Regions from separate parts of the Homo sapiens genome. Here region 2 is linked to region 1. Evidence: read pairs that join two places in POLR2A ChIA-PET (ENCODE). Cell type or tissue: OCI-LY7. All regions are shown on one strand. Each heading gives the region's core, and the rest is flanking DNA. Links, peaks and the distances in the headings are about the cores only.

Region 1 (2,916 bases), core at 318-2,817:
TTCAGTAAGTCTGTGCCTCTGGACTGTGGACTTCACACATGCTGCTAGTCTCCCCACCACCTTTAGGTGGGTCTGGATATGTACAGTGGGTTGGATTGGGGTATTTTCCTCTCCCACAGGGAAGGTTAGAGGGGTCTGGAGTTGGGTACTTCCCTTCTCCCAGCTGAGTTAAGCCCTGATAAAACCCGGAAGCTTAGGCCCTGATTTCTCCTGAGGGCAGACTTTGTTGAGAACAGAATGCTCTGGTGTATTTCAAAATGGTTCCTTTTCCCCTCCCACTGCTGGAAGCATGAAGGAATTTTTCTCCAATATTTACTGTGAAAACCAGGTCAAGCTCCTGGAGGTAAAACTCACAAAGGTGCGGGGGCCTGCCTGTGACTGGGTCATCCTGGAGTTTTTAACTTTCAGGCTTGTCCACACTGAACCTCCTGCACTTTGTCAATTGCAGTTCATGGTTTCCTCTCCAGCACTGGATCCCCCGGAGGTTTCTTGGTCCCCTCCCCTCCCCTCCCTTCCCCTCCCCTCCCCGGCTCACTCTGTAGCCCAGGAGGGAGTGCAGTGGCACGATGTCAGCTCACTGCAACCTCTGCTTCCCGGGTTCAAGTGATTCTCATGCCTTAGCCTCTCAAGTGGCTGGGATTACAGGATTGCGCCACCGCACCTGGCTAATTTTTGTATTTTTAGTAGAGACAGGGTTTTGCCATGTTGGCCAGGCTGGTCTCAAACTCCTGGACTTAAGTGATCCGCCCACCTTGGCCTCCCAAAGTGCTAGGATTATAGGCATGAGCCACCCCGCCTGGCCCCCTCAGAGGCTTCTGCTTGGGTAAATGGTGATTCTCTGTATTCACCTGTCTGTGTCTCCAATTTTGAAGACAGTGGTTTGCCCTGTGACTCCATTTCTCTTATGGATCTAAGAAGCATTGTTGATTTTTCAGCTTGTTTAGCTTTTTACTTATTAACAGGATGGAGTGACAACTTCCAAGCTTCTTACATGCCTGATCCAAAGAACCATTATCTTTCATACAGAAGATTTTATCTTCCACTGGAGAGTGTTCTACTTTTACTCTTTTAGGTTAATAAAGTTAGGAATTGATCACCTCAATACAGTCAGGAACTGAGCTGGATTTAGGATGAGTCTGGCTACCTCTCTTATCCCTGTTCCACAGCCATGATCCTCCTGGGCTTTTGAAGGGGAGCCTGGAAGGTATCTGTCTCTTCAGCTTATAAGCTGTGGGAGATTTTGTTCTGTTGTTTATTTATTTATTTTTATTTATTTATTTGTTTATTTATTTATTTATTTTTGAGATGGAGTCTCACTCTGTCGCCCAGGCTGGAGTGCAGTAGCACAATCTCGGCTCACTGCAACCTCCACCTCCCAGGTTCAAGCGATTCTCCTGTCTTAGCCTCCTATTTTTATTTATTAGAGACAAAGTCTTGTGCTGTGAGCCAGGCTGAAGTGCAGTGGTATGAACATAACTTACTGCAATCTCGAACTCCTGGGCCCCGTTGATCCTCATACCTCAGTCTCCCGAGTAGCCGGGGCTATAGGCGTACACTACCATGCCCAGATAATTTTTTAAAATTGTTTTGTACAGATGGGGTCTTGCTGTGCTGCCCAGGATGGTCTCAGACTCTGGCTTCAAGTGGTTCTCCTGCTTCAGCCTCCCCAAGTGCTGCGACTGCTGGTGTGAGTCACCTCACTCAGCCTCTGCCTTTTAGAGGTTTTGAGCCTCACTCTTTTGCCTCCTGACCATTGTATCTTCAAAATCTGGCAAATGTCCTATGTTTGGGACTTTGTCTACTGAACACTATGAGGCTGCAGAAGATTTCATTCTGCCTTTGAGGAGCTTCTAGGAGCTTCCAGTGCCTCATGACCACCAAAAGCTCTGCTGGTTTCTCTTCTCACCAGGAGAGTCCCTTTGCCTGGACTAGGTTTTTATGCCTAGAATGGGGGAATTGCCTCCAGGAAAAAAATTTGACCAATGATGGTCAGCTCATTCATTCTGGAATTTTTTTTTTTTGAGGGGATTTAAAAAAACATTTTAAAGGTCGGGCACAGTGGCTCACGCCTGTAATCCCAGCACTTTGGAAGGCCGAGTTGGGTGGATCACCTGAGGTCAGGAGTTCGAGACCAGCCTGGCCAACATGGCGAAACCCCATCTCTACTAAAAATACAAAAATTAGCCTAGTGTGGTGGCACACATCTGTAATCCCAGCTACTAGGGAGGCCGAGGCAGGAGAATCGCTTGAACCTGGGAGACGGAGGTTGCAATGAGCCGAGATGATACCACTGCACCCCAACCTGGGTGGCAGAGTGAGACTCTGTCTGAAAAAATTAAAAAAAAATTTTTAATTCATTTCATTCTCGTTGTGTTCACAGCTCTCTGCTGTCTTTAAAAAAGATGATTTTTTTCTGTGGCCAGGTGCGGTGGCTCACGCCTGTAATCCCAGCACTTTGGGAGGCCGAGGCAGGTGGATCATGAGGTCAGGCGTTCCAGACCAGCCTGACCAACATAGTGAAACCCTGTTTCTACTAAAAATACAAAAAATTAGCCAGGCATGATAGCGGGCACTTGTAATCCCAGCTACTCCGGAGGCTGAGGCATGAGAATCGCTTAAACCTGGGAGGTGGAGGCTGCAGTGAGCCTAGATCATACCACTGCACTCCAGCCTGGGCAACAGTGTGAGTCTCTGTCTCAAAAAAAAAAAAAAAGATGATTTTTGCAATTAAAATTTTTTTGTTTTGCAATGGGATCACTGGCCTGCTAAAAACTTCTATATCCTCAAAGGAAACAGAAGTCTTTTTGATCTTTTCCTAAATTTTAATACATTTTATTTTTATTATTTATTCAAAAAAATTTTTTTTTGAGACAGAGTTTCACTCTTGTTGCCCAGGCTGGAGTGCAATGGTGCGAT
Region 2 (2,916 bases), core at 297-2,796, 93 kb after region 1:
TAATAGTTGTCAGAGAATTGAGGGGAGGGAAGAACGGTGAATTACTGCTAACAGATATGGGGTTTCTCTTTGGGGTAATAAAAATGTTCTGGAATTAGATAGTGGAGATAGCTGTACAACCTTGTGCATACACTAAAACCCACCTTAAAATGGTGAATTTTATGGAGACAGAGGATGAAAAGCCAGTGAGAGTGAGTATGTGGTGTCACAGAAGACAAATTAAAAAAGCATTTCAAGGAGAGAATAATCAATTATGTCAAAAGCTGTTGTGAAAGCATGTTAAGAGGAGGATGAAGTGACCACTGAATTTAACAATGTGGAAAATATCTGGTGAACTTGACTAGAAAGTTTCTGTAGAGCAGTGAAATAAAAAGGCACCTGGCTTAAGAACCGTGGAGCCAGAAATTAAGACTTTTAAATTAAACTGATCACTGAATTCAAAAGGGTAACTGAGCCACTTTTACTACATGTTGCTTCAAATCTTAAAGCGTGGGCATTAAACTCTCTGTGCCTGAGTCCCCATCTGTAAGAAGGGGGTTATATCGCTACCTGTCTACCTCACAGATAAACATAATACAAGTCTTTCCTCTATAGAATATGGCCTCTAGAGGAATGATCTATATTTTATTTACCTTTCTGTCTTCCACAGCACCTGGCAAAGAGCCTTCATGTATGCTCAGTTGTTGAATTAAGGTAACATATGGGCACAACTTAAATCATAAAGCAGTACACAAATGTAAGATATCGTGAAAATCAAGTACTTCTATCTCATACGTAAAATAAAGACAATGCCCTCCACTGAAATATGTTCAAATAACAGGACACAATTTTCATAACAAAAGGTTTTCCAGAATGTCCTTCCATATATCTTGAAGGGCGAGCTACCAATGAGGAACAGGTCAAAAAGCTCACCGTTCCCTCTGGTTAAGTTATGATGATATGGTTACAGGAGATAATAAATCAGTTGATTGGAGAAAACAGGTAAGAATAGTTCTTTGAGACTGGGTGTGGTGGCTCACATCTGTAATCCCAGCACTGTGGGAGGCCGAGGCGGGGGCAGTTCACTTGAGGTCAGGAGTTCGGGACCAGCCTGACCAACATGGTGAAACCCCATCTCTACTAAAAATACAAAAATTAGCTGGGCATGGTGGCACAAGCCTGCAATCCCACCTACTCAGGGGGCTGAGGCAGGAGAATCGCTTGAACCCGGGGGGCGGAGGTTGCAGTGAGCAGAGATCCCACCACTGCACTCCAGCCTGAGCAACAGAGGGGGATTCTGTCTCAAAAAAATAGTTCTTTGAAATAAAAAAAAAAAAATCAAAAATCACAAGAGTGGGCCACTTGCTGATAAGCTCACTGTCTTCTCTGGTTAGGTTACAATGATATGGTTATAGGAGATAATAAATCAGTTGATTGGAGAAAACAGGTAAGAATAGTTATTTGAAATAAAAAAAAAAAATCACAAGAGCAGGCCACTTGCTGATAATCTTCTCCCATACGTAAAATGGAAATGCAAACCCCGTTACAGTATTTAAAGAGATTCTCTCTGAGGTTGCAATATCACAGAGTAACATGTCTTACAAAACTCACAGATGCCCAGAAGACTTCAATGATGCAATCACAAGCAATACTGATTACAGCTAAACTTATTTAACACACACACTTCTTTCAAAACATCAACACCATACCCTATGATCCAAAATAACTCTACAACTAGTAGCTGTCATAAATGAACAGAATAGAAGGTTAAGTCAGTTTTCTGGGCAACTTCTGAATAAGTCAATTATAAGAACAAAATATCGACCTGCTAATTTTTGTCTAAAAAGTTTTACTATGAGTGCTTACTTCAGCAGCACATATACCAAAATTAGAACAATACAAAGAGTATTAGCTAAATTAAGAGAAAAAGTTATACTACAAAATTGATGAATTTTTCACAAGTTTGTATACTTTAGGAGGCTAAATTCATCATCAACAATAAAGTTAACACAAACTATAAGCTAAGTGCACACAACAAATATGCACATTTATATTAGAAAACCTACTTACTTAATGAAGCCTTTGTAATTCTGTTCAGAATTACAAAAATGGTAAATTCTAGGATTATGGGTAAAGAGAAGTGTCTTTCTGCAAAATATACTCTTGACTCAAACAAAATTGGAAAGCTCAACTTTCCCTTTTCCCTTCAACCAGACGTCACCAATTCCTTCATGACCAAACTTCATTTTACAAGGCTTGAAACATGCACAGGACTAGACAGGTAACTCCTATATCAGGATAAATATATTATTTCCTCACAGGATAATTTGATAAAAGCAGTAATATTGGTTTTTATTTTCAGCCCATCTTTAAAACACCAAGAATAAAAACACTGAGGTTCTTACCAGCCACTTAATGAACAACCCCTTAGAAATGACAATTTAGGGTAAGGGTGCACCTACTAAATGTATGTAGATTGGTTGTTTAATTTGATCAGAGTGGTTCCATTACTTGTGAATTTGACAATAAACAAAAACAGCATTAAAAAAAAACTTCTTGGCCGGGCGTGGTGGCTCACGCCTGTAATCCCAGCACTTTGGGAAGCCAAGGCTGGCGGATCATGAGGTCAGGAGATCAAGACCATCCTGGCTAACATGGTGAAACCCTGTCTCTACTAAAAACACAAAAAATTAGCCAGGCGTGGTGGTGGGCACCTGTAGTCCCAGCTACTGGGAAGCTGAGGCAGGAGAATGGCATGAACCTGGGAGATGGAGGTTGCAGTGAGCTGAGATCGCACCACTGCACTCCCGCCTGGGCGACAGAGCGAGACTCCGTCTCAAAAAAAAAAAAAAAAAAGCAAAACACACTTCTTATTCTTGGAGAATAAAAACAATCCAAGTCAGCAGGCATTTGCAGGCCATATTGACATGACCATTC

What was found. ChIA-PET counts read pairs that join two places held together with the same protein. Peaks named below come from ENCODE experiments on the same cell type or tissue, not always from the same donor. Only the 100,000 strongest peaks of a DNase experiment are listed, where the experiment ranks them.
Region 2: POLR2A ChIA-PET joins it to region 1 with 7 read pairs; 3 of 35 experiments call an interaction of 5 or more read pairs at or near these places.

What each region holds. Positions count from the first base shown.
Region 1 is chr11:63,781,659-63,784,574 of GRCh38, reverse strand. No RefSeq gene overlaps it. Among named protein-coding and RNA genes, the nearest start is that of ZFTA, 14 kb to the right of the region's middle. In OCI-LY7, for the core only: no CTCF peak of the experiment used is centred there; no DNase peak of the experiment used is centred there.
Region 2 is chr11:63,688,143-63,691,058 of GRCh38, reverse strand. The region is part of intron 1 of RTN3 (reticulon 3); the gene reads right to left. Among named protein-coding and RNA genes, the nearest start is that of RTN3, 8.1 kb to the right of the region's middle. In OCI-LY7, for the core only: no CTCF peak of the experiment used is centred there; a DNase peak (open chromatin) is centred at 1,618.